Regions from separate parts of the Homo sapiens genome. Here region 2 is linked to region 1. A link is a loop called in an ENCODE intact Hi-C map of the cell type or tissue named here. Cell type or tissue: HCT116. All regions are shown on one strand. Each heading gives the region's core, and the rest is flanking DNA. Links, peaks and the distances in the headings are about the cores only.

Evidence for each region. Peaks named below come from ENCODE experiments on the same cell type or tissue, not always from the same donor. Only the 100,000 strongest peaks of a DNase experiment are listed, where the experiment ranks them.
Region 2: it touches region 1 in a loop (1.9-fold over the local background); 7 of 110 quality-filtered maps call a loop at or near these places.

What each region holds. Positions count from the first base shown.
Region 1 is chr7:155,527,701-155,544,050 of GRCh38, forward strand. The region is part of intron 2 of CNPY1 (canopy FGF signaling regulator 1); the gene reads right to left. Among named protein-coding and RNA genes, the nearest start is that of CNPY1, 11 kb to the right of the region's middle. RefSeq lists an enhancer at 14,387-15,187. In HCT116, for the core only: a CTCF peak has its summit at 6,340 (motif pointing left); a DNase peak (open chromatin) is centred at 6,343; H3K27me3 peaks cover 1,276 bases.
Region 2 is chr7:155,404,248-155,420,597 of GRCh38, forward strand. It overlaps LOC105375594 (a long non-coding RNA gene), which reads left to right and starts at 10,456. Exons shown (of 4, transcript XR_928239.3): 1 at 10,456-10,683; 2 at 10,972-11,120; 3 at 11,688-11,758; 4 at 14,149-14,582. RefSeq lists an enhancer at 4,267-4,989. In HCT116, for the core only: CTCF peaks have their summits at 8,582 and 8,782; DNase peaks (open chromatin) are centred at 8,614 and 10,564.

The sequences.
Region 1 (16,350 bases), core at 2,762-10,761:
CTTGGCCTCCCAAAGTGCTAGGATTACAGGGCTGAGCCACGGCAGCTGGCCTTAACATTTTTAACAAAGAAATATTTGAAAACCCACATAGAGTAATGAGACATGTGAGTATTCAGCCTACCTGATTTGCACAGGGCCTGGAAAGCCACACACAGGGGTCCCGGCCGCTGCTGGGCCAGTGCAGGGATCTCCAGGAGCCTCTCCTGAGGCGTGGCCCTGGTGGCCCCGAAGGAGTTCAGGCTCCTTCCCCAAACCTTCAGGCAGCTTGAGAGCTCCTTTGCTAAATAGATGGGCTTATTAGTGGGCCTCAGGAACCCCCTCAAATATTAGAAATCACCATTAATCCTGCATCGTTGTAGAGAAGGGACAGCAGAGCTCTCTAGAACACATACGCCCAGTCTCCATGTGGCTGGAGAGGGCTCCTTTCCTCTGATGTTTTCAGAAAGTTCAGGAAAAAGGACATGAGAAGGGCCCAAAGAGCCTAATTAACTTTGACTTGACTTCAACAATGGGCAGGAGAATAAGACCCCTTTTAATATAAAATTAAAACCTCTCCACCAGAGCCTTATCCTCGCCAGCACTTTCTTTCATTGCTTTAAATTGGTCTTCTCGGCCTTGTAGGACTGTGGTGGGCGGGCCCAGGAGCCCAGACTCGCCCATTCTGGGCAAGTGTGTTCACATAGCTCTGACAATGCCAGCTCTCGGTCATTGTCACGCTTCCTTCTCTGTCCCAGGTTAAGCTACGCCGTGGGGGGATCAGCTGCTGCCAATGTGGAGGCCAAGCTGGGATCACTTCTTCATTCTAACTGGAGAGAAGGGAAGTTCAAGTCCAGCAGAGGGTGGGTGGGTAGACAGTGGCACTCAGAAATGTCAGCTGGACCCCTGTCCCCGCATAGGCAGGACAGCAAGGCTGTGGCTCTCCAGGGCCAGCTGAAGAACAGGACACTGTCTCCGCTGCCACAAAGCGTCAGAGACTCCCATCTTTGAAGCACGGCCTTCTTGGTCTTCCTGCACTTCCCTGTTCTGTTAGAGACCTGGTTATAGACAAGGCTTCTCCACCTAAGAAAAAACAACTTTGGGCTGGGCGCGGTGGCTCACACCTGTAATCCCAGCACTTTGGGAGGCCAAGGTGGGCAGATCACGAGGTCAGGAGATCAAGACCATCCTGGCTAACATGATGAAACTGTGTCTCTACTAAAAATACAAAAAAATTAGCCAGGCATGGTGGCAGGCGCCTGTGGTCCCAGCTACTTGGGAAGCTGAGGCAGGAGAATGGCGTGAACCCAGAAGGCGGAGCTTGCAGTGAGCAGAGATCGCGCCACTGCACTCCAGCCTGGGTGACAGAGCGAGACTCCATATCAAAAAAAAAAAGAAAAGAAAAAACAACTTTGTCCCAGCCATGAGTATTCTGGGCTTCCGAACCTGGAGGTTCCGAAGACCCCAGGAGAGGGAACTGGACAGTCAGCTCCCAGCGAGTAGCCAGAGGCTGGAAGTAGCTGTTTCCCAGTCTTTCATGAGAAACCAGAAGTCCGACGTTCTACGTGAAATCTTGATCCACATTATGTGGGCTGGATTTGGACCCTGAGCCTCCAACCATCCACGTGGCTGGGTCCTTTGGCCATCACCCTCACCCATCACAGCTTCAGATGCCTCTGGCCTGTGTTTGTTTCCTAACCTGCTGTAACAAAGTGTCCCAAGCTAGGGCCTTGAAACAACAAAAATTCACTCTCTCACAGCTCTGGAGACCAGGAGGCCAACACTGAGGAACCAGCAGGGCCGTGATCTCTCTGCAGGCTCAGGCAAGGGTCCTTCCTTCCCTCTTCATGGTTCCGGTGGCTGCTGGCAACCCTCGGCATTCCTTGGCTTATGGACGCATCACTGCCCCTCTGCCTCCCAGGGCCCTTGGCATTCTCCCCAGTGTGTGTCTTTGTGTCTCCATCTTATCTTCTTATAAGGATGCTGGCCACTGGATTAGGCCCTGCCCCACCCCACCCTGCTCCAGTATGACCTCATCTTAACTGACAACATCTACAAAGGTTCTATTTACAAATAAGGTCACCCTTCAAGTTTCTTTTCTTTTTTTTTTTTCTTTAATTTTTTGAGACAGAGTCTCACTCTGTCGCGCACGCTGGAGTGCAGTGGCATGATCTCAGCTCACTGCAACCTCTACCTCCCTGGCTCAAGCGATTCTCATGCCTCAGCCTCCCGAGTAACTGGGATTACGGGCGCCTGCCACCACGCCCAGCTAATTTATTGTATTTTTAGTAGAGACGGGCTTTACCATGTTGGCCAGGCTGGTCTCGAACTCCCAACCTCAAGTGATCCACCCACCTCAGCCTCCCAAATTACGGCATTATAGGCATGAGCCACTGCATGCAGCCCACACTTCAAGTTTCTGAGTGGATGCAAATTTGAGAGGCACTGTTCAATCCAGTGCACTGCTTCACCGGATTTGGGGCACGGTTCCACAACCACCTTAGCCTCTTCCTGTCCTGCTGATGTGTCTCTCTCCACATCGGCCCTAACTATAGTCAGAGGTCCACAACTGGCAGCAAAGGTTTTTAAATGGAAATAAACACACATCACCAGCAGGGTCTTTTTTTTTTTTTTTTTTTTTGAGACAGAGTCTCACTCTGTTAGCCAGGCTGGAGTATAGTGGCGCAGTTATAGCTCACTATCGCCTTAAACTCCTGGGCCTAAGCAATCTTCCTCCCTCAGCCCCTCTCCCCTCCATGACCCCTGCACCTGCCCAAGTAGCTAGGACTACAGATGTGTACCACCATGCCCAGCTATATCTTTTTAACAAAGTTTTTTACAAATGGGATCTTGCTATGTTGCCCAGGGGTCTTGAACTCCTGGCCTCAGGCGATCCTTCTACCTTAGCCTCCCAAAGTGCTGGGATTATAGGTATGAACCACTGCCAACGGCCAGGCAGCCTCAGATCATTCTTTATATGGCTACAGCCACAACTTCCTCTAAACATTGGCATGCTGCATTTGAGTGAAGAAAATTCCTGACTTTCATAGAACAGGGTTTCTCCACCCTCAGCACTACTGCCGTGGGGGACCCAGTGATCCTGTGCTGTGGGGCCGCCCTGTGCACTGCGGTGCTGAGCAGCGTCCCTGGCCTCCACCCACTGCATACCAGGAGCCTCTCCTCCCCTCCAGTTGTGAAAACCAGGAATGTCTCCAGCCACTGCCAAATGTCCCTTGGGGAACAAAACCATCCCCAGTTGAGAACCACTGGCATAGAACCTAGGTCCAAAAGTAGAAACTTGGGCTCAGTCATTCTCCTGGGACGAAGGCTGTCTGCTCTCCAGTCTGATGGTCTCCCTGCCTTGGCCTTCCGCATAGTTTTGTTCAGGTGGAGCCCTTTGTGCAGTTTGTCTTGACATCCTTGGCTATAAACTGAGCACAGAACCAATCTGACTGTCCCCAGACACAACCCGCCTAGTTCCCACAGGCATGCGTGCCCTGCGTCCTCAGGCCCCAGCTGAGAGCCGGTGCTGCAAACGGTGTGACCACTCACTCTCTCCTCTAGCTGTTCACAGGCTTCTCATTCCAGAAAGCCTTTTTTGAAAGGAAAATTTGGGCTCACACTATGCCAAAATTCTTGACAAGTAATTGCCTTCCGTGCTAAATGTTGATGTTTTTAGAAACTGAGATTCAAGAAATAGAATCTAAATAACATGTAGGTAATTAGGCTAGCCACGACATTTAAGTTTGAGAGGCTTCGACAACTAATTTAGAAGTTTTAAAACAGTGTCTGGATGGCGCAGTCTGGTGTTGGACGCCGCCAAGCCTTCAACCGGCTGGTCCTGACTTATAGGCTGCTCAAAGTGGGTCCTTCTCTTCCTCTCTCTGCAGCTTAGGATATCGGCACTTCCCTGTCAGATGGGGTTGTGCCCACAGAGACACAGCCAGCGTTCAGAGAGGGGATAATTCCTTATTTGTACTTCTGTTTCCTAAGAGCAGCCCTGTTGACCCTTTGGGAGCTTTCTCTGCATTCAGCTTCACACAATCACACCAGGCAGACAGCAAACAGGGAATCCCAGCAAGAATGTCAGGCCCAATGGGTGCCGGCCTAAGAGAGAGCCTGGGCAGAGCTCCAGGGCGGTGCCTCAGAAGTGGAGAAAAGGCTCGTTTTGCTTCACCAGTTCCCCAGAGCCACCTAAGCCCTGAGCCTCTGGCCACTGTCAGCCCGGAAGCAACAGCAAGAAGCCCCGAGCAAGATGAGTGGCCCTCACTGTGCGCACTGTCACTCCCCCTGCGTGGATCAGGTTAAAGTGTGAGAACCGGATCAACCTGGATTCCAGACTGACAGCTTGAGCAAATAAAGCAAGATATGCGTCAGCATCTGCTCAAACTAATACATAAGATTTTGCAGAGATCAATGTCTAGGAGGATACTTCATAAGTTAAAATGATACTAACATTTAGAGAGGAAATATTGGTTCTGAAAATTCAGCGTGATTGGTTTTATAGCTGATTGATGACAAAGCTAGCTTCGTGGGTTCTGCTCACAGAAGAGAGCTGTGTCTCTGTGTGTCCCTGCAGGCTCTGTGTCTTCCTGTAGGTCACTGCCTTTCCCAACTGTTCTTAAACAGCCTTCTCCAGCTCTTTAGAAGGAGGACCCCAGATGGGCCCGGGGCCGTGGCTCACGCTTGTACTCCCAGCACTTTGGGAGGCCGAGGCGGGCGGATCACAAGGTCAGGAGATCAAGACCATCTCGGCTAACATGGTGAAACCCGTCTCTACTAAAAATACAAAAAATTAGCCGGGCACGGTGGTGGGCGCCTGTAGTCCCAGCTACTCGGGAGGCTGAGGCAGGAGAATGGCGTGAACCCGGGAGGCGGAGCTTGCAGTGAGCCGAGATCGCGCCACTGCACTCCAGCCTGGGCGAGAGTGCGAGACTCCGTCTCAAAAATAGAGGGAGGACCCCAGATGATCCACTGCTATATTTTATGGTTCCTACCACCTCCTCCTAAAATAGGTTGCTGAGAATTTTTTTTTTCAATCAAATCCAACTGAAAAGAATTTGAATTTTAAAATCCCATAATACCTCTACAATATCTTCCCATATTATTACAATGGAAAAACTGCCTCGCTCATGGAGTTCGGTCTGCAACACACAGACCGAACTTGTGTGCTTGTGCCTCGCCGTCTCCTGGCTATGCGTGTTGGGAGTCCCTGGGAACCATGACGGATAAAGTTCATCTCATCAGTCAGGAAAATTCATGCCCTCACACACCACCCGTCTGAGTCTACAGTCAGAAAACAAAACGTGCTCATTTCTCCTTTACCGCTATTAACAACCAAAAGAATCCCAAATCGATACCCACTCAACGTCCTTCTAACAGGTGCAAGCTCTGCACATCGCTAGAGGATCTTCTATTGCAGTTAGAGTAACCAAGCATACGCCGTACAGTGACAACATCTGCGTGGCTCACACCACACAGGCAGCCGCAGAAACAGCGCCTCCCAAACGGCGCGGCCTCGCTCACCCTCAAAACCCACTCCGCGCCCGACGGGAACGGCTGGAGGGAGGAAAGAGCCAGGCACCTCTCGTTCGGGGTCTGACATTGTCACCTGGCAGATAAGTGAGTCTGCTCGGATGTGCCGGCTCGGAACATGCCCGTTCGTCAAAGAGGGAGGGGAAACAAAACGAGCTTGTGCCTCATTCCCGGTGGCTCTCCACGCAAAGTTAACGTTTGTTTACTCTAAGCATATGCCCAGGTGAGGCCTGCACAGCCACCTCGCCGCGGGTGCAGGGCGCGCCTCAGAATGACAGCGAGGTGCACGCTCCGGCCCGCGCAGAGCGGGGCCAGCTCCGCCACCCAGCGCGCGGGAAGCCCCGCAGCACCAGCAGGGCCCGTCGCTTCGCTCCGTCCCGGTCCGGCGTGAAACCCCCGAGGGGAAAAGCGGGTATCAAATGTGAATTCCACTCGTCCACAGCGCCGGGCGTTATGAAAATCTGAGCACCTTTGACCGGAGAAGCAATAGCTATGGGATTAAGGCGAATTTCTTACGGAGAGGAGAAAGATGTGCAGTTTGTAATTACCTGCTCCCTGTAGTACAGTCCGTCCTTCACGCCTGGATCTAACGGGACAAACTCTCAGCGGCTTTGCTCTCCCGGCATTGTTTCAGCACCCACCAAGAGGATTAAAAATAATCTCTTTCCCTTTTAATTTTGTGTCCCCCACATCCCCTCCTCCTCCCCACATCCCCTGGGGACAGCATAAATTTTTAATCCCTGAGGTTTGGGAGGGGGAGGGGGTGTTAACCCCTTGTTGAGGTGGCGGCCGGAGGACTGGAAGCCCGGGGGGAAAGGTCCCCCTGCTGGCCCCGCCGGGAAGAGCACTGCGTCCCCCTAGGACACTGACATGCCTGCCCTGTATGTGCACTGCAGCGGGTTAGGGGCCCCAAAACAGGTAAGCAGGAAAAGCCGCCTTTCCTTTCCCCTGACCCAGGCACAGTCTCCTGATGGCCTCAGATGCCTCCTCTGGTGCCCAGATAGGCTGCCAGCCCACGCAGCTGCTCCACGCCTTCCCTGTCTCTGCTCTGAGATAGGTGACTTTGAGCTCACACACACACACTCACACGTGCATGCACACACACACATGCACACACACGTGCACAGAGGCACACATGCACACACGTGCACACAGGCACACACACGCATGCATAGACACACATGCACGTGTACACACGTGCACAGACAAATGCACATGTGCACTTGCATGTGCACACACAGACACACACACACTCGATGCGAACACTTGCTCCTCTTCCCCCAGGTGTGAGTTTCCACCCTGGCCTGATGACGTCAGGCCTTAGCATGTGGGACTGACCGGGAAGGCGGATCAGCTGCAGGGGCTGAGGTCTCAGCCTGCTCCACTCACAGCGTCGCGGGATGGCCCACTGCACTGAGCGAGGCAGCCCTGGTGGCAGGTCCGGGCAATTCATAGAATTGGGTCCTGAACCTCCCCTACTGCCCCCACAGCAGCAAGGGGCTGGCGTGGAGACTGGAACGTAATGGGACTCCGGCCTCCGGTGAAGGCCACAGTCAGGCCACAACTAACATGCAAAGCACAGGGCTTTCTGGGCACTGAGGGAGCGGGCGCTGGGCGGCTCCTGAGCAGGAAAGACCAGGCTGGGGAGTCAGAGCTCAGCCTCTGCTCGGTGTCTGTGGACAAGAGATGCTGGAGGGCATCACCTATCTTCCTGGGAGGATGTGACTGAGGAGGTCGGCGGTTCTCTGGCTCTGGTGGGCACAGGACCCCAGCTTGGGGAAAGGGAGGTTGAGACAGCCCAGCGGTGACCTGGCTGATGTGAGAGCAGGGCTGTGTTCAGCAGAAAAGGCAGCTGGATGCACAGCACATTGCAAAGGGCACGGAGAAGGCTCCGCTCAAAAACAAACAAGTGGCAAAACACTCCTGCATCCCCAATTCCCTAATGCCAAATCCAACATTTGTGGGGCTCCTGCCTTTGCCTGGTCAGTATGCAAGCACTTGTGGGATGGACCCAGCATTGGTGCCAGGGCTTCAATCATCATGGAGTATTAATGCCAGCTGTTCCTATGTGCCCTGCCTCCAGGAAGGTGAGCTGTGCCGGACCAACAGCAGAAGCTTCAGGGGAGAGCCTTCTCAGTTTGAACACTTGGGAGAGGAGGAAGGGAGCATTTCAACTGCAGATGAATCATGATCCAGAGATGGGAGAAGCCAAGAGCTTACAGGTGCACACACTCAGGCACAATGGCAGCCGAACACACACAAGGCATAAGGATACACTCAAGAAATGTACAGAATCCACAGGAGTAAGACAGAAAAGCTTTACCAAAGGACATGAAGGAAGCCGGGAATGAACAGAGCACATATCATGAGACAGGTCCAACCAACTGCCTCCCCAAAACCCCTTCTCCCTTCCTTGCCTACACACGAGGCCTGATTTAATCCTAGAAGGCTTCAAATAGGGAGGTGACACTCAGGGCCCATCCTACCTTCCACGGGGCTGCAGAGGCTGGAAAGCAAAGCCCTACACTTCCAAGACTCATTTGCAGCTGGAGGGTTCTATGGGATCAGGGTCGTGTCATTGGATGCATTCATCTGTGATTTGGAAGGCGGTGGACGGAGAGCCAGACTTCTCACCGATTCTGCTGTTCTCTGGTAAGCATCGTCTGCTATCATCAGGATTTTCTGGAGAAGACTACAACATCTTCTCATGGGAATCAGGTATGGGGAGGGTATTGTGGTATGAAGAGGCAGGTAAATTCCTTTCCATTTAAAAGAGCTCAAGTGTTTCTGAGATTTGCAACTGGAGGCTGGCAAGTATTTTATTTGGTGCAAGGTTTGGCTGTAGGTAGTAAACCCTCCGGGATGATATTCTGGGCTGGGCTGTCCTCACCTGGCGGGGTCAGAGGCAGTGGGGATCCAGGTGCCATTTGAAATGGGATGCTGTAAATCCATGGCATGCAGTGGTGAAACAGGGACTTGCAGCATTACCTGTGGTTACCTGGAGTGAAGTCCCCAGGGAAGGGGAGGCTGTGGATGACTGATCACCCACTGCAGCAGACAGGTCCTGGGCGGGGCTGGTTATTTCTGCAGTACTGGGAGGTTAGAAAGCCTACGGGCCGCTCTGTGCTTGAGACCTATAGTCATAGGTTTCAGGAAACTTCTCAGGTCACCAAATGCATCCAGGGCCATACTGAGGTGCCTTTCTTTGTCCCATGCTACCAGGCTTCTCTCCAGTGACCAGTGACCTGCTATATGGTCACCACACTCCACTTCTTCCTCCTCCTGGACACACAGCTCGACTGTTTCCAGCCCTTCTTCCAACTAGGTGAGGACATGTGCTGGAGTCCCAGCCGTGGAACGTAGGCAGAAGCAAGGCCCCTCCCTGTTAGCCCTGCCTGTAAACATTTCCCACAGAATCCTCCATGCTCTCTCTCCCCATCCACCTGCTGGATGAACAGGACTCGGGCTTGGAGGAGGAGGAGCCACAAGACAGAAGGGCCTGGGTCCCTGAATGACCAAGTGGAGCAGAGCCCCGTGCCAACCCACACTAGACTACGACATGAGCAAGAAGTCAACTCTCAACGCTCGTGGTGATCCACACTGACACCAGGCAGTGTATGATACTTAAACTATTCTGACAAACACCATCAGTAAAGAATCATGCCAGCAATTTAAATAAAAATGAGTGATGGTGTTTCTCTTTTTAAATAAGATAAAAGAGAAATAAAATAGAAGATGGTACACAATAAAAGCCACCAAATAAATTAAAAATGTATACAACCCCCAGTCCTAGGGATGTAAGGACCAGAGCATCCATCTGTTGATGCTTCTTGCTCTTCTTTGAGAGGAAAGGAACATGAGGACTGTAAGTAAAGGAGCCGGGGCTATTTATTACTCCGCATGCTAACATCTTCTCATGTCCTCTAGATGGTTGAGAGATGAGACCCACGTGTCTCAGAAGAGCAGGTCCTTGGCCAATGAGAGTTATGGAAAGAAGAGAGAGTAGCAGCAGAGATAAAGGGGGAAGCTACCTCCCTTCCAGCCTCTCCTTCCGAGGACTCTTAAAGCACCAAAGGACACATGCATGGAGCAAAAATAGAGGATTGCATCGGTTCCTGAGGCTGCTCCAGGGCCAGTGACACCACCAGGAATGAAGCTGGACAATTCAAGGAAGGGCCACATCACAGCTTTCTGTGGAATTTTTTTTCTTTTCTTTTTTTTTTTTTTTTGAGACGGAGTTTCGCTTTTGTCGTCCAGGCTGGGGTGCAATGGTGCGATCTCAGCTCACTGCAACCTCCGCCTCCTGGATTCAAGTGATTCTCCTGCCTCAGCCTCCTGAGTAGCTGGGGCTACAGGAATGTGCCATCACACCCCGCTAATTTTTTGTATTTTTAGTAGAGATGGGGTTTCACCGTGTTGCCCAGGCTGGTCTCAAACTCCTGACCTCAGGTGATCCACCCGTCTTGGCCTCCCAAAGTGCCGGGATTACAAGCATGAGTCACTGCGTCCAGCCTCTGTTGAATATTTTATACGAAACAAAATCACGTGTCTGTGTATAGTGTTCCATCTTCTTAAGAACAATGCTACTTTTTAGAATAGGAATTTCTACATTATCATGGAATTCTTTTGATTTCTAAAAAAAAACCTTCAAAACTTTATGTTTTAAATTTAACAAGTAATATGTTTATTATAGAAAAAATTTTAACAGATAAACAAAAAAAGAAAGAAAGGAGCTCAGCAGTAATACGCAGATACAAGAACTGTGACTATTGTCTCAGTGTATTTCCTGAGGCTCCCTCCTGCAGTGAACAGACACAGACACGTAAGAGGGCATCTGTATGTGCGGGTTAATAACCTCTTTTTTGCACTTAATAATAGGAAAATACCCTTCGGATTTTTTCACATGGCAATTTACAGGTTCCTGTGAACATCATTTTCTTGCACCATCATCTTTCTCAATTGTTGCTGAAGTAATTTTCTTATTAAGGTGGCATCCATGGGCCAACAGCCCTTGCAAAACAATTTAGGGGTGATCCCTGAAACTCCTGGTTGCTAAGTGTGGCCTCCAGCCCTGCAGTCCATCTGCACACCATCCCTTCCTCTTGTGCTTGCAAGAAAATGCAAGTAAGTACTAGGGACTGTTGCCACCAACCTCATTTTCAGACACTGGGGACCCTGCAGGCTGGTCTCACTGTCTCCTGGGCTCTCCGCCTTCACCCGCGTGTGACCCTGAACTGTGGCAGATCTGGGGACCATCCACCAAAGAGCCCTCCCACCCCCCTCCTGCTAACCCCAGACTCTGCCCCTCCTCACGTGCCCAGGACAGGCCACGCCCCCACAAGGCCCTGAGCTTGGGTCTGGATTGATCTGAGGGACGTCTGCGAATGCCCCACTTGCCCCGCAGTTGGTCTAGCCACAGGCGTTAGAGGCCCTCCTGACCCATGAGATATGAGGGGGAGTTCTGGGGGCTGGGGGTGGGAGATCCTGGACAAATGTCCTCCTTGTTAAAAAAGAGACCCCATGCAAAGCTGTTCACTTTTCTGCTCTGAGCACCGCCATGGGCTGACTCGCGCCCCCTCCTATTCACCTCCTGCCCACCCCACTCAACTCACCCTTCACTCTCTGAGACGTGGCGTTCACACTGGCGGCTGCTGAGGTCTCTGGGTCAGAGTGTGAGCTCCTATGGGGGAAGAATTCCTCCCCTAGTCCACACCACATGTAGACCCGGAATGCTGATCCAAAGGAGACCAGTGCCAGGGCACATCAGCAGGAATCTGAGCCCCAAGGCTGCTGCCACCAGGGGCCAGGAGCCAGCTTCGGGCCCCTTTCTTTGTCGCTCCCCACCCCACCCTGCCCAGCTGCGGTCCCTTGGTCCATAGAAAGCGTAGGCCGCTAAGCCAAAGCTGTCACTGCTGTAATATGAGGATTCAGAGGAGATGTTCTGATTTTCTTTCTGCAGAAGGAGTCAGGAATTGTTGTGGCATTGTTTGGGTATTAATAATCTTCCTAAATCAAATATCTTTAGGCTACCGTATCATGCTGAGGACAGCCATCTGCTATAGTGGCTTCCAATTTTTTGGACATGACCCACTTCTTACACCAAAACCCATTATATAAAGTGTCACAAAACATACTTTCCTTTTCTATAAGATGTACTCTGATATTTAATATATATTTCTACATTCTTGTATGCCACTACACGGATTTCATGGCCCTCTAGCGAGTAGGAAAATTGCTGATGGACTGAATCCCCCTGCACCTCCTGGCTGGCCTGATAGAATAGCCAGCCCTCTCATTTTGTCCATGTACAGTTGTGCAGGTTGCACACTGCACAGCTCCAGGATGTTATAGTGCCCTGTTGTTTCATAGTACATAATGGGATGGGGTAGCTCTGTCAATAGTGTGGGAGCAGAGGGAAAGCTTCCCTTCTGCTCCCTGTGAAGGCTTGCTGAAATGACTGAAAAACAGATTAACGGGGGGAAAAAAGCAGACAAACATTCATGTGTGTTAGCATGGGAGCCATATGAAATATGAGACTCCAACAAGGGCAAGATGGTTGAGACTTAAATACCCTTTTCATGGAGGAGAGGGAAGTGGGGGCCCGTGGGCCATTTTAGGGGAGAGTCAGTGATTCTTAGGAGAAAGGAATGGACGCAGGAGGCAGACATTATCTTGTCAACGATTCTCTTAGGAAACTGAATAGGACCAGCAAGTTATGGGAAGGTGAGGGGTAGAACTGCACCGTGAACACAGATTTTCTTCTTATGTGACAAAGCCTCCAGGGTCATCACTTTGAGCTGCCCTCAGAAGAACAGATGAAAAGTCTGGGGGTGGGGGTGACCTTTAGGCTTTTCTCTCCTCTGGTGGCTAAATCTTTCCTGGTTATTTGATCAGATTCCTCGGGAAGAGATCTTAAGACAATTGTATTTCTTTTGGAAAGAAGTTTCCTAAGTCGGATAAGGAAATTCCAGGGAGAGGCTCTCTGCACTTGGGGGCTGGAGGAGGAAACAAGGTTAGAAAGTCCAGAATTCTGAGACAGCTTCGAAGGACTTCCAATGTCCTTTAATTCAAGTGCTCGGCTTTGCCAAAGCACCGTGCACTGGGGTCTCGTTCTCCTCATCTTAGCGCTAGCAAATGGTATTGGAATTTTTCTAAATTAACTTATCAGCAAATTAAATTAATACTAATTTGTCAAAATTAAGTGAGTCACTAAAGCTTTCTGGGCCTCATCTGCATTTCTAAAATGAAGCTAATTACAGTGGCCCAGTTTACCTCCCAGAGTTGTGTTTTAAAGCTTAAAGAAGCATGAGGTGTTGGTGCAAACCGGATATTGGCCTCGTCCTCACTGTTGCTGTTGGTGCTTTCTGTTTGAACTTTCCAAGTTTCGCAGAGAGCGAGGCCTTGCTCTCACACTCAGCCGAGGCAGAGGACGCCCCTGAGCTCTGCTTCATCATTTACAATTCCCTCGGTGAACACACGTTTCCTGGGTCCCTGTGGGTAACACACGGCTTGCCCTGGTCATCCTGTATCCAGTGACTGGAGCTCGGAGGTTCAAAATCTAAAAGCAAATGTGAGCCCCTCGACTCCAGCTCCCTGACCCTGGGTGCCCCGCTGAGAGCAGCAGTGCATGCGTACCCTCATTCGGGAGGCCAGCCTTTCATCACTGGGAGAGGAGACAGGTAAGCAAATGTGAAGTAACTGCCTCCAAATTGTCTTGTGCTGTGTTGCCCTGTTTTAGGAAAGGTGCCATTAATCCAATTTGTTTAAAAAATAAATAAATAATAGGGAAATAACCGCAGTGCTGAGATGCTGGCTGCATTTTGCTGAACAGACGAGGCTTTGTGCCAGTGTGAGGAGCTACCGAGTGAAGACATCCCACCTACGGTGGCAGCAGGGGTGGTCTCCCACCTGTCCCCAACAGCCCCAGGCCAAGGAGGCAGCTCTCTGAACTCTGGACTTTAGTGAGTGCTCCCCCGCTGAGCCTCCCCGTTCCCGCTGTTCTGAAGACAGAGACCTCCGCGAGCGGAGCACGAGCTCCCAGCCTATCATGAACATCGAGCAAGACGTGGCACGTGAATTTCATTTCTCAAGGAGAATGGCACTAAAATCCTTGGCTAGGGAGAATGTTTCCAACAGAGCAAGGCAGTCAGTCCCCGGGAGCTGAGGTCCCTGTACATCGTGTATTACTAAACAGCTGCCCCTTCCATCCTCTCTGCTTCTACAGGCTGTCCCATAAAGTTGATAACATTGAAGACTTCTGAGCTAGCTTGAGAATGATGTTGATTACAATAATGAGCCTTATTTTCTAATCATTCCCCACACCACATGACCCACACCTTCCTCCCTTCTAGCCTGCTTGGCAGGTCAGCCTCAGATGATGAGGAGGGAGGCCAACCGGGCCTGGCTTGGAGGCTCCCCAGAGCCCCCGCAGTCTGCTGAGTGTGGGGCGACTGTCCATGGGTCTTGCTCTAACTCAAGGGAAGCTGGAGCACCCTTCCTCGAGGGTCTTGCTGCCTGGCTGGCCAGGAGGACAGTGTGGATGGAGCCACACACCCTGAGGTCCTTCCCAGGAAGGGAAGTCTTCCAGCCTCGCACCAGCCTCTATAACCATCACTCAAAGGTGGGTAAGCAGCCCTGGTACTCAGAAACCACGGCAGCCCTATAGAGGGGATGCTTTGCTTGAAGGGGCCTTTTAGTACTGTCTTTGCTGGGATTCTCCCAGGGCTGTTTACCTGGAAGGTTCTGGAAACACTAGAGTGGAGGGGAAGTTCTACTGGAAGGCAGCCAATGAACGCTGTGTTTGCAAGCCGGCTGCCATGACAGGGGCAGGGTCGGGGGGGCAGAAGTCTGCTGGGAAAATCCTAGAAGCCGGTGCAGAACACGTGCAGTGGGACGCTCGATGTGGAGTATTCACAACCCCTGCTGTAGGGCCTGAGAGCTGATTCCCTCCCTGCCAGGCTGAGTGCTGTCAGGCAGGGAAGGCGGAGCTGGGCAGGGGAGTCAGGCAGGCAGGGAAGGCGGAGCTGGGCAGGGGAGTCAGGGGAGCCCCAGGGAAAGCAAGTCCTGCTTGGTCCTGCCAGCTGCTCCCCGGACCTACGGGTCTGGGAGTCACCAGGCTCCAAGGAGTGACCCCCCAACCATGGTCAGAGCACCCCTTGCTCATGGGCGGGCGTAGGGAGCCAAGGAAGGAAGGTCCTGGGTGTGGGCATGGAAAGGCTCTTCATGGAGACCTCTGCTTGCCCTTCGGGGCTCACCCAAGCTTCCTGACTGATGCTGGGGCCTCACTGCTGGGCCTCACGTGGAAAGAGCCACTGCACACCCCTGGGGCTGGGGGATTTCTGTCTGAGCCACAATGCTGCTAGTGGCAAAGTATGCAGAGTAGAAAAAAAAGCGGGGTCCCCACATATCCCGGGGCTCCTGTGGTGCAGCCGGACCCCAAGACCCTCCCGCTGCTGAGAGGACATGCAGGCTGTCGTGGGCACCTGGCCCTCCTCTGTGTCTGTCCCAGCCCCACATCCACACCAGGGACTGAGCCAGTGCGGGCAGAGGCCCGCCTGCGGCCACAGCCCTTTCACTGGCTGCTCTCTGGGGGCCTCCTTTGACTCTTCTTCTAAGCAAGGGAGGCCTGGCCTGAGAGAAGCTGGTTTGCACATCTCCCCTGTCCACACTGCCCTCCCAGACCCACCCCCGCCCGAGGCTAGACGGAGAGAATAGCCCGGTATGGACACAGGCCGCTTTGCACACACTGGGTCCGCACAGTGCCGAGAGGCCACTCACTCGCTTTGCTTCTTCCCGTGGCTCCCCTTAGGAACTCGGATTCTCGGGGGAACCCGCCTCACCCCTCCCACAGAGGAACAGCCTCTCCAAGGACCCTGTGGCATCAGCACCCTCAGCTCTGAAGACACGGCCTGTGTTTCTTTCCAGCCTGACTGAGGTCCAGAAAGGAGAAAAAAGCAGGCAAGGGGTCCTGCCGCTCTGTGGCCAGCCGGGCCGGGCTGGGAACACCTCTGGCTTCAAGACTCCTCCAGGCAGGACAATGGGGGCCCGAGACCCCTCTCATTTGGCAGCTGTGTGCCTTCTTTTGTTCTTCACTGAAGGCCAAGCTGAGCACGTGCTCTGTGAGCTGCTGGGTGGAAGGAGGAGAGTAGCCCCCGCAGTAACACCAGCCTGGCCCCCATCCAAGTCCAAGCAGAGCAAGGGCAGAGCTGACTTCACACTGCCAGATCCCCTACTTCCGAATTTGGCCAAGTAGCCTGCTGACGGAAGAAAACAATGCCACAGGAATGTGAATCACAGCAAGGAAGAGTTTTCTAAGTGGGAAGGATGAGAGACCTTCTAGAAGTTTCCAGGGGAAGACAGTGGAGCTCTTTGAAGCATGAGAGTGCTGGGACGTGAGGGGGTCACTCTGCTGTGAGTTAGCCAGAAGCAGGAACTGCTGAGCCACACACCCACCGCCAGGCCATGCTGTTCTCCAACACAAGGGCTTTAAAGACGAGTTCTCCAACACGAGGAACCCACCCGCGCGCCTACAGGGTGCACCATGTTTGCAGAGAGAAGTCTCCGTGTGATGCTGGCCTGGGCTACTTCTGGCTGAGCAGGAGCCCTGGGCAGAAAGATCACCTGAGATCAGCACCAGCTCCTTGTAGCTGCGACTCTAAGATTGCCTTAGGCACACTGGTGAATGTAGCCGTCTAGCTGCTTTCAGTTGCTTTGCAGACTAAGTGTTCCTGGCAAAATCGGAAAAGCTATTTCAACTTGATCGCCTTGAAGTGGAACATCCTCCAAGACAACAGAAAGCAGGGGAGGGTGTGGCCCATTTTCTCCAGGCAAACTTAATTC
Region 2 (16,350 bases), core at 4,103-12,102, 120 kb before region 1:
AGGAAACAAAGGGGTGGGGAGCAGCCTAGGGCTCTGGCCTCGCTGCTGGAGGTGGCTGGAGGGACAGCCACCTCCAGGCACCAGGCAGGGGTCTGGCAGCTAGGGAGTGACAGCGCAGACCTGCTTATTTGCATGCCATATACTGCAGGAGACCTGCCACCGCCAACCCAGGAACAGAGAGGGAGAGACCCGCTCTGGTTTGAAGATGTCAGCACACAGCGGATCAAAAGTTTAGCCTGGAGGCTGCTGTCAGCCACTCAGACGCATAACTTTATACGGTTCCAGAGACGTGTGGTGCAGGAACTATGATGGGGAGACGACAGCAGGAGGAGGGCCATGGGGTGGGGAAGTTGGAGGTGGGCAGCCCCTGCTGGGGCTGGGGATTGGGCTGGTGCAGCCCCAGGCTGGAGGTGGGTGACTCCACCCTTTTATTTTCTGGGGCCTGCAGGTTCGGGTCCCTCAGCCCGGGCAGCAGCGTGGCCTCCACACCACGGGCCCCCCAGCGGGGCCCATCTTCCTGAGAGGTGGGGCGCCTGAGGGACTGCACCAGCATCCCCTTCAAAGCCTTCCCTGTCCCTTTTTTGCCCTCTCCCCAGAACAGCTCCCCCAGGGCGGCTGCTCTCTTCTCCACTGGGCAGGGGAGGAAGCAGGCCCAGCACTCGCCCAGGGAGGTGCCAGGACCAGAGCCCATCCCGGGAGGTGCTGCCACCTGGTCCCGTCCCCACTCACGCTGTGGAGAGGGCTCCTGTGGGTCAGAAGTCAGTTGGCACAGGCCCCCGCCTTCATCCCCAAGTGGTACCCATCATCGTTACATGGCACCTGTGGCCCCACCACCGGGTCAAGGGCTGAGCTCAGGGCCAGCATTCCCGTCTCCCCGTCTGGTGCCTGCCCAGGCCTGCTTGTGGTCTTGTGAGGAGGTGGCTCTGCAGGCTGCGGCCCTGGAAGGGGGATTCAAGCCCACCCGACTTGCTGAGGCAGCATAGGTGAGCGTCCTGCGCCTGGGGTCACCTGCCCCGCTGCCCCGGCCCCAGCACCACCGCCCGGAGGAATTTGTGGGTGTCAGTTCCCTGCTTCTCTCCTATCAGGAAACAGCTGCTTGAAATATTTTTTAAAGGAAAATATGAAGAATCAATTAGAAAGAGAATATCAAACAAGATTTTCTTGTTTAAAAAAATGACAAAATCCCTCCATATTTAAACTGAGTTCGAGAGAACCGTCCTGGTGTCTTTCTGCCTTTTCTGTGCTGCTGGCTTGGAAGCCTGACAGCAATTCTCCCAGTTTCTGAAATCTTTTTTTCACAGTCCACGGGGTGGTGTTTGCGAGACACACAGCAGAGGGCAGAGCTAGAAGGGGAGACGCAGCCGGTCCCTGGGAGAGCCACAGGCTGCCCCCGAACCCTCCACCTGTGTGCTGAGGCACGGTCCCCTCGGCTCGCCCAGTACGACTCGACTGGTTACAGGACCCCAGACTCAGTCCTCGCCCCAGTCACCCCTGCTCAGAGGTGCCAGTGGCTCTGGGCCTCTGCCTTCCTCCAGAGCCCCTTGGCTCAAAAAACCCTCAGCATCTCCCGCCCACAGCCTGTGGGGGCCTGTGCTACCCGGGCAGGGTGGGAACTGCCAGCAGCTCCTGGCCTCCCAGCAGCTCCTTCCTCCTGACACATTCCCCGTCCGGTTGGACCGTCTCCAGGAGTCCACACTCCAGCTCAGCCGGGCCATGCGGATCCCCTCACCGGAGCGTTCTTTAAGGACCAGGGCTGCCGAGCAGGTGATGGGCAGAAGGCCCCACCTCCCCACTGTGAGCCGTGTGTCTTGTGTGACCTTTCTGAGCCTTCGTGTCCTCATCTAGGTGGTGGCATTCGTGAAGCCCACAGGACGCCCCAGCAGGAAGCGGCTGTGGTTCTTGTCACCCCCACCATGGCTGCTGCCTGGCCCCACTTCAACCATGCCCGCCCCTCCGCTCGGCTGCACACAGTTTTGCTCCTCATTACAGGCTTCTCCACAGGTTTTCCTCCTGAACCATGTGGATTCTTCTTGTCTTCCCAAATCCACCAACCTCTCTGAGGGCAGGGATCAGGCATTCTTCTCAGTGTTTACTTGTGAAAGCATCTAGCAGAACTGGGGGCCTACAGACCACCTCAGAAATGGTTTGAAAGCAGAAAGTGCTACCATATGCAGTTGAAATTCCCAGGCAATTATGCATGTAAAAATTCCTGGTTGTATACATGGAACATCAAAGATCAGAAGGAAAGAATCAAATGCCTGACTGTGCTATGATAGCGCCATTTCCTTTAACTCGTTTCACAAACGCAGATAGAGCGCTTACCCCGAACCAGGCATGTTGCTGCGTGATTGATAAATATTAACTAAATTAATCTTTGAAACCACCCCATGAGGTGGGTATTATTGTTGTCACCCTTTCAAAAATGTGGAAACCGGGGTGGGGAGATGTTAAGACGCTCAGTCAAGGTCACACAGCTCACCCGCGGTAGAGCTGGGGTTCAAATGCAAGTGGTCTCGGTCCAGTGTTTACGGCTTTAAGGTGTGTTGGCTCCAGGGATGAGTCTTCATTTCTTCTGGGGGCTGCGGTTATGAAGAGACCGGCCCCAGACCCAGAGCCAATGCCGCCAGGCACTTTCTGAGAGGAGCAGCGGCGGTGTGAGAGTGTGGAGTGTGAGAGTGTGGGGTGTGAGAGTGTGGGGTGTGAGAGTGTGGGGGTGTGGGAGTGTGGGGTGTGAGAGTGTGGGGTGTGGGAGTGTGGGGTGTGAGAGTGTGGACTGTGAGAGTGTGGGGTGTGAGAGTGTGGGCTGTGGGAGTGTGGGGTGTGGGAGTGTGGGGTGTGGGAGTGTGGGGTGTGGGAGTGTGGGGTGTGGGAGTGTGGGCTGTGGGAGTGTGGGGTGTGGGGTGTGGAGTGTGGGGTGTGGAGTGCGGGGTGTGGAGTGTGGGGTGTGGGAGTGTGCGGTGTGGGAGTGTGGGGTGTGAGAGTGTGGGGTGTGGGAGTGTGGGCTGTGGGAGTGTGGGGTGTGGGGTGTGGAGTGTGGGGTGTGGAGTGCGGGGTGTGGAGTGCGGGGTGTGAGAGTGTGGGGTGTGAGAGTGTGGGGTGTGAGAGTGTGGGGTGTGGGAGTTTGAGGTGTGCGTGTGTCGGGTGTGGGAGTATGGGGTGTGGGATGTGAGAGTGTGGGGTGTGAGAGTGTGGGGTGTGGGAGTTTGAGGTGTGCGTGTGTCGGGTGTGGGAGTATGGGGTGTGGGATGTGAGAGTGTGGGGTGTGAGAGTGTGGGGTGTGGGAGTGTGGGATGTGAGAATGTGAGGTGTGGGAGTGTGGGGTGTGAGTGTGGGGTGTGTGAATGTGGTGTGTGAGAGTGTGGGGTGTGGGAGTGTGCAGTGTGTGAGTGTGGAGTGTGGGGTATGGGGTGTGGGAGTGTGGGGTGTGAGAGTGTGGGAGTGTGGGGTGTGGGGTGTGGTGTGTGGGAGTGTGGAGTGTGTGTGGAGTGTGGGGTACGGGGTGCGGGAGTGTGGGGTTTGGGAGTGCAGGATGTGGGGTGTGAGAGTGTGGAATGTGGGGTGTGGGAGTGTGGGGTATGAGTGTGTGGGGTGTGGGAGTGTGGGGTGTGTGAATGTGGGGTGTGAGTGTTGTGTTTGTGGGGGGGTGTGGGAATGTGGGGTGTGGGAGTGTGGGGTGTGAGAGTGTCGGGTGTGGGAGTGTGAGAGTGTGGGAGTGTGGGGTGTGAGAGTGTGGGGTGAGTGTGGGGTGTGAGAATGTGGGGTGTCAGATTGGGTGTGGGAGTGTGGGGTGTGAGAGTGTGGGGTTTGAGAGTGTGGGATGTGCGAGTGTGGTGAGTGAGAATGTGGGGTGTGGGAGTGTGGAGTGTGTGAGTGTGGAGTGTGGAGTATGGGGTGTGGGAGTGTGGGGTGTTGGAGTGTGGGGTGTGAGAATGTGGGAGTGTGGGGTGTGGGAGTGTGAGAGTGTGAGTGTGGGTGTGGGAGTAGGAGTGTGAGAGTGGGGCGTGGGAGTGTGGGGTGTGGGAGTGTGGAGTGTGGGGTGTGGGAGTGTGGGGTTTGGGAGTGTGGGGTGTGGGAGTGTGGGTTGTTGGAGTGTCAGGTGTGGGAGTGTGGGGTGTGGGAGTGTAGGGTGTAGGAGTGTGGAGTGTAGGAGTGTGAGAGTGGGGCGTGGGAGTGTGGGGTGTGGGGTGTGGGAGTGTGTGGTTTGGTAGTGTGGGGTGTGGGAGTGTGGGGTGTGGGAGTTTGAGGTGTGGGAGTGTGGTGTGTGGGAGTGTGGTGTGTGGGAGTGTGGTGTGTGGGAGTGTGGGGTGTGGGAGTGTGGGGTGTGGGAGTGTGGGGTGTGGGAGTGTTGGTTATGGGAGTGTGGGGTGGGGAGTGTGGGGTGTGGGGTGTGGGAGTGTGGTGTGTGGGAGTGTGGGGTGTGGGTGTGTGTGGTGTGGGAGTGTTGGTTATGGGAGTGTGGGGTGTGGGAGTGTGGGGTGTGGGAGTGTCCGGTGTGGGAGTTTGAGGTGTGGGTGTGTCGGGTGTGGGAGTGTCGGGTGTGGGTATGTGTGGTGTGGGAGTGTGGGTTATGGGAGTGTGCGGTGTGGGAGTGTGGCAGGCCACCCTGAGCTGGAGAGAGCAGCGACGGCTCCACCTTCCCTCCAGGGCTCTCTGCTTCTTCCCGCCCCAGCCACCGTCTCCTTGCCTGGCCCGGCGCCCCTCGGGACCTGACAGTTGTCAACCCCTTAGTGTAGATGTTCTTGACCTGCTGTACCTCCTGGGAATAAAGGAGAAATCGCCTAAAGGAATGAGTGTGTAATAGTGAAGTTCCAGACACAGTGGCACCTACGGCGGGGAATTCCTTGGGGTGGGGCAGGAACCCCCTACTGCCTTCACGCTAACCCATAGTGCCGCTCACGGCTGTCAAAGCTTGTCTGTGGCGCAGCTGTGGAGTCCTGGCCGCAGTGGGGAAGGGAACTGACTGCCGAGGCCGGAGGGCAGCCGGCCTGCCGAGGGGAACAGCTGGATCTAGGTCCAGGTCATGGGTAGGTGGGCGCGCAGGCAGACTTTCGTGATGTTGTGCACTTGACGTGTTGTGCTGGACTTCCACAGCAGACAGGAAGGGTGAACAGAGCAGCCCTTCAGAGAGAAGCACTGGGCAGTCACAGGGATTTGAGGGAGGGTGGAGGACACCCTGCAAGCCCTGCGTGGCCACCAACAGGCAGCGCCCTGCAGCAAGGGGGCCACCGTGTCCCAGCCTCTGCCGCCGCTTCTGTGCCATGAGACACTGGTGGGGGCACGTCTCCTGGGGGATGCAGAGCGCAGCACGCGAGGCGGGCTGTGGGCTCACGGGGCTGCCCCCTCCTAGCCTGGCCCCCAGTATCCGCAGAGTCCCTCCTCCCGAGGCTGTGCTCACCTGGCTCTCACCTGGTTGGTGTTTGCTCAGCACCTCAGCCAGGGGCCAGGAGCCGCACAGACAGACTCCCAGGGTGCAGGGGTTTCATTTGAAAAGATCAAGAACGAAACCCAAGCGGACTCGGTTGCTCAGAGCCATCAGGCCATAGCTTTGAGTGGCAGTCCGGGTGGTTCAGTGACTTTGAAATGGTTTCAGGATGGTGTGTGTGTGCTTGTGTGTCTGCACGTGTGTCTGAGTGTGCTTGCGTGTCTGTGCTTGTGTGTGAGTGTACTTGTGTGTGCTTGTGTGAGTGTATCTCTGTGTGTGAGTGTACCTGTGCTTGTGAGTGTGTCGGTGCTTGTGTGTGTGCTTGTGCGTGTCTGTGTGTGAATGTGTTTGTGAGGGTGTGTGCGCACGCATGTGAGAGCGCAGGTGTCTGTGTGTATAGAAGAGTGTGTTGTGTGAATGCATGCATGTGCTTACCCTTTGTATCCCCCACCTGCTTCCCTGCCTTGCCCACGCTCATGCGGGGAGGGGGCGCGGGGAGGGGGCGCAGGACGGGCCTGGTCCAGGCGCACAGGTATCCTTGGAGAGGGGCCACGCTCCAATGCCCAGGCTCCACTTCACGCACCCTTTGGGACTCCCTGAGGACCCTGCACCTGGGCCAGCCAGCAGCCTGGTGACGCGGGGATCATGCTCCCATGCTAAGGAGAGAGCCAAGGGTCAGGAGAGAGCCAAGGGTCAGCAGGAATGCACAGATGGCCGCGTCTGAAGCCACGGAGTCAAGTCTCCCCTTCCTGCCCTGCGTCACCTGGCTGATGACTTACCTGCACCGCACCATGCAGAGGAAATTGCTCAGATAGCATCTCTCCTGGAAGCAGGGCTGCAGAGATCTGAGGGGTAACCCATCCCCTCTGCTCCCCTGTCCCAGAAGCAGGCTAGTCCTTGTAAGTTGCATTGCCTTAGGGGAGATGACATTCCTCGCCAGATGCCCTTCTTCTTGTAATTACCATGAATAGGAATGCAGCCCCCGCTTCTCCAGACCTGGCCAACTGGGGGATAGCTCCTGGCTGGAAGCCCTGTTGCATATTGTATCAGTTTCCTAGTTTCCTGTGGCTGCTGTAACAAATTACAAGCTTAGTGGCTTGGAACAGCACGCATGCATTACCTTACAGTCCCGGAGGCCAGAGGGCCGGCCCAGGTCTCACTGGGCTAAGGTCAAGGTGTTGGCCAGGCTGGGTCCTTCTGGAGGCTCTGGGAGGGGAACAGTTTCCTGCCTTTTCCAGCTTCTCGGGTTGCCCACATTCCTTAGCACATGGTCCCTTCCTCCATCTTCACAGGCAGCAAAGTTGCCTCTGTCTGGCCATCTTTCCTAGTCACACCTGCCCCTGGCCTTAGCTAGGAAAGACCCAGGACACTCTCCTGTCTCCAGGGCCTCAGTCTCATCTGCAAAGTCCCCCGGGCCACACAAGGCAACAGACCCACAGGTTCTAGGGATTTGATCATGGACATCATGGGGAAGCCATTGTTCTGCCAACATCTAATAATAGAGACCCCCAAGTTTCCTCCCTCTTCTTGGGCCAGGAGTCCCCTGGGGCTCCCTGCCTCCTCACTAACCACTGTGACCTTGCTCCAGGGCCCGTAATGTGCCTCTTCCTCACTGTGACCTTTGCCAGTTCCCGACCAAGGCCTCCCCACCACTCTTACCTCCTTTTCCCAGGAAGAGGGGGTCCCTCCAGGTCATCTGGGGGGTCTCTCCCCTCCTGCTTTCCCACAGCCTCCCTCTGAGGAACTCGGTGAGCCTTCCTCAGAAGGCCTTCCAGAGACCCCTTGCAAAGCCCAGCCCTAATGTGCCGTCCCCCACCTACCACTGAGGCCCCACAGGGCTCACCCACAGCAGACACTCACTGCAGATGTGGAGGTGCCTTAGTGCCTCCCCCTTATTTGACAGTCTTAAACATATGCCCTAAAACCCAACTGTCAGCCCCAAAGATGACCACCACCCATCCACCACATTGCTGGAGCCACAGAGCGACCAAGGGCTGACCCCTCCAGCCAACAGTGTGATCTGGGGAGTTACTCAGTCTCTCTGTGCCTCAGTTTTCTGGTCTAGGAAATGGGGATGATAATAATAGTATCAACCTCATAAGGCTGCTGCGAAGCTTAACTGAAATAATATGAATATTCGGCATAGCAACATGCTCAGTAAAAGTTAGCCATCATCATCACCATCATCATGGCCATCATCATCACCATCATCTTCATTGCCATCATCTTCATCACCATCATCATCACCATCATCTTCAATGCCATCATCATCACCATCATCGTCATCGTAATCTTCATCACCATCATCATCACCATCATCATCGTCATCTTCATCACCATCATCATGGCCATCATCATTGGTATTATTATGAGAATGCAGGTGGTCCCCTGCCAGGACCCGGCCACACAGAAATCAAAGGAGCTAAATGAGAAAGAGGAGCCCCGGGTCTGAGTTGGATTCTGCCACCAACAAGTGCTGGGGCCTGACTGCGTCACTTGTCCCTTGCAGATCCTCCTTGCCTGTGAAGTGGAGTGATGATGCTTTGCCCATGTCACGTGACGGGGTGAGACTCACACATACTAAGCCTGCAACAAGGTCTGAGAAGCCAGAAGCGCAACACAAATAGCGTGGAAGCGAGAGGTGTCCGGAGCAAGGCAGGGCGTTAGAGACGAGAGCAGGCCATCCCACCCCAGGGCCTCACAGCCCGGGCATCCCTGGGCATCCCTCCTTGGATGCTTAGAATAGTCAGGAATGTTCTCACCTCATTCTGTCACCCCTGGAGAAACAGAGGCACAGCAGGGTAGACTGCATGCCTCAGGCCCCCCAGCTGCATGTGGAAGAGCCAGGTCTCCACATGCCGGAAGCAATTCTTGCCTCTCTATGCTGCATGTCGTTCCTGTGACGACAGTGAGATGTCACCTCTGCAGACAGGGACAGCGTGTAGAGCGTGGCTCCATCCCATGCAGGAGGTGCCTGGAGGGCTTGGGACCTGGAATCACCCAGGCCCTGCCCCGGCCCTGGAGAACCTCAGCATCACGCGGCAGACCTGGATGTGGACCCGAATGATTCCAATATCCTGACATGGAAGGTGGCATCGGGTGTGCACACCCTGCCAGGGAGGACGTGGGAGCGCTGCTGTGCCTTGTGTCTGCAGGCACAGGAAAGCCCCCTAGAGGGCGCTTGATCAAGTCCGGAGACTCGCATCTGCCTGGCAGAGAAGGTGAAAGGGAGAGGTGGTCCCCTGGGAAGTCACAGCTGCCGGGGACCAGTGCACCTGCCGCACAGTGTGTGGTGCAGGGGTGTTGGGAGCCAGGCTGGGAGGGCAGGCGCGTGGCACCCACAGCTTTGCCATTCCCTCTGAGGAGTTTGCAATCCATTCTGTGAGCCATGGGGACCGGCTCACTTCTTAGAAGGCTTACTCCAGCAGCAGGGTGAGGAAGGACAGGGGAACAGGCTGAAGGGGACCCGTTCTGGGCTGCTGTGGTGACAACAGGGGAGGAACCAGAGCAGCCACACCAGGTACCGAGGAGGAGCCGCACCCTGAGATGCGGTCACTGCAGGGAGTGGTTGCTGTTCCCGTCCATGACCTAGGGGTAACCCGTGTGCCTCAGGCCCTGGCTCTGAGGCTGATGGGACATGTGTGTCCTGCCAGGCGTGTAGTAGCTGGGCATCAATGGTGGCTGTGATTCTGATGATGACGAGGGTCTCTGGGGAAGGGAGGCGTTCATTGTGGACGGTTCCTGGTGGCTGGTCAGGGAGTGGACAGGCCCTGGGGTCAGAGAGGCTGGTGGGCCCGGTGGACAAGCACAGGAAAGGCAGGGTGCCAGGGCGGTGAGGGTGCTCCGGCCGTCCTCCAGGAATGAGGCAGAGCACCAGCTCAGCAGGCAGAGAAGCCCTCACCTCTCAAAGCGGTTTCTCGTCCAGGTGAGGTTCTAAGGAAAGCAGCCGCTGGGCAGCAGGGGTGGCACTGACGCCTCACCGACTTCTTTCTCCAATGCTGGGAGCCCACCTGGGTGGGGAGCAAGTCCACGGGAGGGGTCCCTAACTTTCCTTTGTGATGTTCACTCATTCCGCAGATACTGGGTGAGTGCCTGCTGTGAGCCGAGTGCTGTGCTAGGAGCTGGCGGTCAGGGAGGAGCAGGAACGATGGATAGAATGAATGAGCGCGTGGAGGACTCGGCCTTGTCCAGTTCAGGAAGAACGCAATCTTGTCAAGTGTTTGTCATCCATGTGTTCATGCACTCATTAGACAGACATTTACTGAGGCCTCCTCTATTTGGGGCACTGCAGTGAACAAAACAGACAAAAGTCTCTGCCCTTGGAGCTTCAATTCCAGGGATTAAAATGAGTAACGATAACCATTGTTCTTCTGACGCTTTTTTCAGAGCAACCACAAGGTCTTCATCTATGTCTGACTCATCAACGAAGCAACCAAGACCCCATGAGCCACTTCATGAGCTCCAGGGAATAACCAGCACTCATGGGCGGAGTCTAAAACTAATATAAATGCTTAGAAATAAAAATACATGATTTTATCTCTCCTTTTTCCCCTAAAATGTTGGTTTCTAAGGAAACGGAAACATGTTTGACTCTAAAACTTCGATTTTAGTGTTTAGCATTGTGAACCCCAAAATCTGAGACAGGTCTCAGTCAATTTACGAAGTTTATTTTGCCCAAGTTAAGGATGTGTGTCTGTGACACAGCCTCAGAAGTTTTGACCACACGTGCCAAAGGTGGTCAGAGCACAGCTTGGTTTTATACGTTTTAGGGAGACATGAGACATCAATCAACATACGTAAGATGAACATTGGCTTGGTCCGGAAAGGCGGGGCCTCGGTGACATCAATCAACATATGCAAGATGAACATTGGCTTGGTCCGGAAAGGCAGGGCCTCGGCGACATCAATTAACATATGTAAGATGAACATTGGCTTGGTCCGGAAAGGCGGGGCCTCAGTGACATCAATCAACATATGCAAGATGAACATTGGCTTGGTCCGGAAAGGCAGGGCCTCAGTGACATCAATCAACCTATGTAAGATGAACATTGGCTTGGTCCAGAAAGGCAGGGCCTCAGTGACATCAATCAACGTATGTAAGATGAACACTGGCTTGGTCTGGAAAGGCGGGGCCTCAGTGACATCAATCATCATATGCAAGATGAACATTGGCTTGGTCCAGAAAGGCGGGACCTCGGTCCAGAAAGGCGGGACAACTTGAAGCCAAGACAGGAAGCAGGAAAGGGGCTTCCAGGTCACAGGTAGAAACAAATGGTTGCATCCTTTTGAGTTTCTGATTAGCCTCTCCAAAGGAGGCAACAAGAGATGCGTTTATCTCAGTGAGCAGAAGGGTGACTTTGAATAGAGTGGGAGGCAGGTTGGCCCTGAGCAATTCCCAGCTTGACTTTTCCCTTTAGCTTAGTGATTTTGGAGCCCCAAGATTTATTTTCCTTTCACAGCATGTGGCGGTTCTTTATTCTCATAAATGATTTCAAAACATTATGCACTTGGGGGATTTTATAATGAAAAATCGCGGTGTCCTATTAAAGCACAAAGAGGCAAAGCAGAAGCAGCAGACAGGACGTCAAAGAACCAGTGCATGGCTGCGCCGGGCCCCGGGGCTTCCCACACGGGTTACTGTCATCCTTCCGAATCACTGGACTTGAAGCCCAGCATGTTGCTGAGTTTTGCTCCAGAGGTGAGTGGACAAATGTGTCCTGCACCCCCACCCTCCCGACCAGGCCTTAGAGGACCGGGCTGGGAGCATGGGCAGCGTCAGACTCATTCCCCATGAGAGGTGAAATGAGAGACTCACTGACTTGCCAGGGGCAAAAGGCTTCAAGGCCAAGAGGGAGAAAGAATCTGTAGGAAGTTTTGAGGTTTGGAACTGGATTCCTCTTAAGACTGTGATTCTCAGATTCTCTGCAGAACTACAAGAAAATGTCCTCCTTATTGAAAGACAAAATGTGGTACTATGATGAGCAAGCCAAAGTATATATAATCACATATATAGCACAGTGTCACAGCCCTATGGTAAACATCATAGGCTCACTCTGTACCTGCAAGAAGCATTAGCAAAAGGGAACATTTTCCTTTTTCTATAAATTTCCACTTTATATACCCAATTAAATTTTTTTAAAGGTAGTTCTATATGGAATTTTTGGAAAGTTCCAGAAATTTGCAGCCTCAGTTTATCCCACTGTCCTGATACATGGTCCAGAATCATTTTCCTTTCATTTCTCTTTTTTTTCTTTTTGATTCTCAGACAATTGCCATTTGTTATTTAAGTGACAAAGGTAACGCATGCCGGCGGGAAGCAATGCACAAAATGTGAAGGTGAGTGGAGACCCTCCCCAGACCCCCCACCTCTGCCACCACCACAAACACGCACAATCCAAGTGTATCCATGCTTCTGTAGACTGATTTTTGCTATTATTTGTTCTTATAAACATGGGGTCCATATACCAGCTTCCGAGGGCTACCTAACAAAATATCACTGACCAGGTGGTATAGACAGCAGAAGTTTGTTTTCTCCCTGCCCCAGAGGCTGGAGGTCTGAGATCAGGGTGTGGGCAGGGCTGGTTTCTCCTGGGGCCTCCCTGCGTGGCTTGTGGACGCTGTCTCCTCCCAGTATCCTCCTGTGGCCACCCCTCTGTGTGTCCGTGCACTCGCCTCTTCTCGTAAGGACAGTCAGATTGGACCAGGGCCCCACCTCATGACCTCATTTTAGCAGACTGTGTGAGAGAACTGTTGCCCACATTCTCACCAGACAGGCGTATGGTTCTTTGTTCTTTTCTCAACTCTTTCTAAGGAAAATCTCAAACATACACAAAAGTCCAGAGAACAGAACAACGAACCATACTCACCACCCAGCTGCGACCACCATCAGCTTTTACTAATTGTATTGCATCTGTTTCCCTGGCCATTTTCTGGAACATATTTAGAACAAATCCCTGCCAAACATTATGGTATTTCACCAACAGACACCCATACGCATTTCTAAGGCACCAAGAGTTTTTAGCAACCTAGGTGCAATCCCGTTAATTCCTCAATATCAGCAAAGGCCACAAGGCTTCTGCTAGTGAGTGTTAGGCTGTGGAGCACTTCAGTAGGCCTCAATTCCATCTCCCTCTTTGCTAGCGTGGTGGGACCACCTTCAGACCTTTGCTTTTGAGGTAGGAGGTGGGACCTGAGTCCAGAGGCGGGGCTCTTGGACACAGGACCAAATTGAAGACTAGCTGAAACAGGGAGGGGCAGAAAACCAGTGTGCCATGTCAGTTTACCATTGTCACGGCAATACCCGGAGTACCACCCCTTCAATAACCTGACAACCCGGAAGTTACCACCCTTTTCCTAAAAGTTCTGCATAAACCACCCCTAATTTGCATATAATTAAAAGTGGACCTAAACATGACTGCAGACCTGCCGCTAAGCTGCTACCCTGGGCGCACTGCCTATGGGGGAGCCCTGCTTTACCAAGAGCAGTCCCTCCGTTGCCGCCGCTGTGCACGGGGCTTCCACAAAAGCTTCTGCCTCACACCCCTGGCCCGCCCTGGAGTTCTTCCCTCCTGGGCAAGCCCCGATTTTGGTGTTTGCCTGTCCTGCATCGCTTTCATCTGGATTTCCTCCCATGTGAAATTAGCTGTGCAGATCCTTCCCTTTTTTTTTTTTCTATTGAATCATTTTCCTCTTATCAATACGTATGTTCTCTTTCTATATGAAGTTATATGCAGATTCAGAAGAGAAGGCTTCAGGCAAGTTCCTTCTCCAGCCCCTGCTCCCATCTCTCTCTTCCCTGTTTCTCTGGCCCTTGCTCTCATCTCTCTCTGCCCTGCTTGGAGGCATCCAGCCTTCTTCACCACAGGGAACATGGAGCTCAAAAGATAACACACACCTTAATGCTGTTGACAGCTGCCCCAGTGGCAAAGGGACATGTTTTCATCACCTACACCTTGTTTGGCCAGTTAGAGGGCTGTGTTTCTCAGAGTCAGGAAGTCCTGGGCCAGGTGGAGGAAAGAAATGGCGCAGCCACCTCTGGCCTCCTCCTGCTCCTCCTGGATCTGGGAGATGGCGCCCAGCCAAGCCCTCCATGCCCTGCCCGTGAGTGGGATGTCTGACTGCTCTCACCGTCTCTCCTTCTCCCCTTAACCCCAGGCCCAACCCCTCCGGGCTCACTGCTTGTGGTTTTTCTGCTTAGGAATTGGTCCCTGGGTGTAGCCCAGGCTTGTAGGGCCCCGTCCTCCCCAGCCCTGCTCCCCACTGTTCAGGGGCAGCCCCCCCACTCCTCCCACCTGCCGTGGCTCTTTGCTGCACCCTCCCTGGCCCAGTCTTGGCATTCGCCCTTATCAGTTCTCCGTCTTCTTTGAAGCTGAGACAGAGTATTGTCCCCCACTTGCTTGCAGATGCTAAGATGGAGTTTAGAGCACAGGATATTGATCAGGGACCCATGCCTGGGAAAGGGGCAGAGAGAGAAGCCCAGCAAGATGCACCCTGGCCCAGCCTCGGCACCCCCAGGGAGCCCTGGGCTGTGGGGCCTGTTAGAGTTGCTGCAGGTGGGCGGGAAGGGCTGGGCATTCATACCCCCCACAGCTGGTCCCGGGTAAGGTGACCATCTGCAGCTGAGGCAGCCTGAAGGAGGGACAGCTGGAGGTATCTGAGGCTGCTCTCCCAATGCTGGAGGGCAGGGCCTTCCCTGGAGGGATCCGAAGGGGCATTTCCATGCCCAGCTCATACAGGAAGCTTATTGGAGCCTCACATCTGGAAAGCACTACAGACCGCACCGCAGACCGCACGACAGACCGCACCGCAGACCGCTCTACAGACCGGCACATGCGCAACCCTGCCCGGCTGCTCTCCCTCCCTGCCTGGCTGCTCTCCCTCCCTGCCCAGCTGCTTTCTCTCCCTGCTGTGACCAGGCCATTTTGGTGCATTATCTGTGCTCAGCGCTTTCCTCCTCTATTTGATGACTTTTCCAGGCAGTGGGCCTGGGGGTGAAGTCCCCTTGACCTTTGGGCTCCACCCAGGCACCTGGAGCCCCTGGGCTCTTCCCCTGCAGGGAACTGTTAGCATCCTGCACTTTGCCCTCCTCCCATCCTGCCCACGGGAGATGCAGCGTGAACTCCTAGTCCTCAAAAAGGCTTAAAAATTGCTCTACATTTTATGTTTAACGTGTGGTTATGTTAAAAAATTCATAACTAATGACTTGAGGCTTTGTTCTTCTCCGTACTCCACCGGTGAGTCCCTGTGGAGCTGGGCACGTCCCTTGATTTATCTTGGTTTCAGTCTCCTCCTCTGTGAGGAGGTGGAGGAAGGAGCGCTTCTCTTCCAACGCAGGGAGTCACCCATGGGACAGTCTCTGGTCTGTGCACCTGGCTGCTGAGGAGGGAGCAGGAGGGCTGTGGAGGGTCTTCTCCAAGGCCCCAGAACCATGTGATGAGGGCTTCCCGCCGCCAGCACCCAAGTCCTGCTCTGTGGCATGGCAGGCGGAGCCGAGCCTGAGGCAGGGCTCCCAGTTGCTGGATATGAAATCTGTCCTCAAACACTGCCAACTGGCTCATCCCCATGTCGGTGGAAGGCTGGGCCACAGCTCTGTGTGCAGGGAGAGTGGGGGCAGGCGGGCAGCTACTCCCATATGGACCCATGGAGCAGGGCCTTCTGATCCCATTATCCCAGATCAGATCTGCATGAGAGGATCTCCCTCTGCCTGGGGAGAGAAACATAGGAGGACAGCCGTGTTCCCGTTCCACATGGACGCATGACCAAAACATATGCACACATGCCACACGCATGCATACATAGGCATTTGTGTTTACACACCATGCTCACACAAAAATAGACATGCACACGCACTTGCACATGAACACCCACACACACACACGTGCAAACACACAATGCAGCCATGTACACACATGCACGTATGCTCACGCATGCACAATACACATCCATAGACATGCATTTACACATGAACACACACATGTGCACACAAACACACACACACACCCAAAAGCTCCAAGCTCCAAGTAAGCAAAGCCCTGAAAGCATGGGGTACATTGCAGAAAGCCCAGAATTCTCCTCCCCACTTAAGTCTCCAGAGCCACCAGGGAGGCGATGAGCCAGGGGAAGGACTTACTGCCTCTGGGTACCTTAGCCAGGCCTCTAAGAACTCAGCAAACCGGGACAGGGGATATATTTAAAGGAATTTTATTATGTTTTTAAAGATACCTTTTTCCTGTCAGGCCTGTGGTTTAATAAATACCTAGGGCTTACCCTTAAACTCTCCAAGGCTCAGGGCTAAGGACTTCATGACAGGTTTGCCCCTCATCTGCGAAGTGGCCTGAATCCCAGCTGTGAGAGCTGATATCAAAGCTCACTCGTCGGCTCCCAAACAAGAGAGGAGCACAGAGAAGCCGGCAAGAGAGATGAGGAGGGTTTGGGAGAATTAGCTGAGGAGACGGCAGCCACACATCAGGAAAACGCGCCAAGAGAAGGGCTTCAAACATAAATCTTTGAGGATAGACAGTCCCTCTAGTTACAAAGCAAAGATGTGCAAAGCTTGGTTCTCTGTTTTCACAGAAGCAGCCTCTTGGGCCCCAGCACAACTGAGCAGGCTCAGTCACGGTCAGCTCAGGGATGAGTAGCTACATGGACAGGCTTCCCATGAGGCCAGGTGGCCGTGGCAAAGGCTCCTGGCAAGGCTGCCTCCCCTGCCCACAGTGCAAATTTCCGAGCAAATTGCCGAGGGCCCTTGCCCTGATTTCATGATCAAACTCCTTGCAGGCGGAGAGCTGCCCTCCCACTGCTCTTCTGCATGTTCCTGGGGCACATGAGGGTCCTCAGCCTCCCTCCCCAGTGGCTCTTCTGGTTCTCTTGCCAACAAAAGTGATGTCTCATGATTTACACAGCTTTCCCATGAGTCTCACAATGGGTAA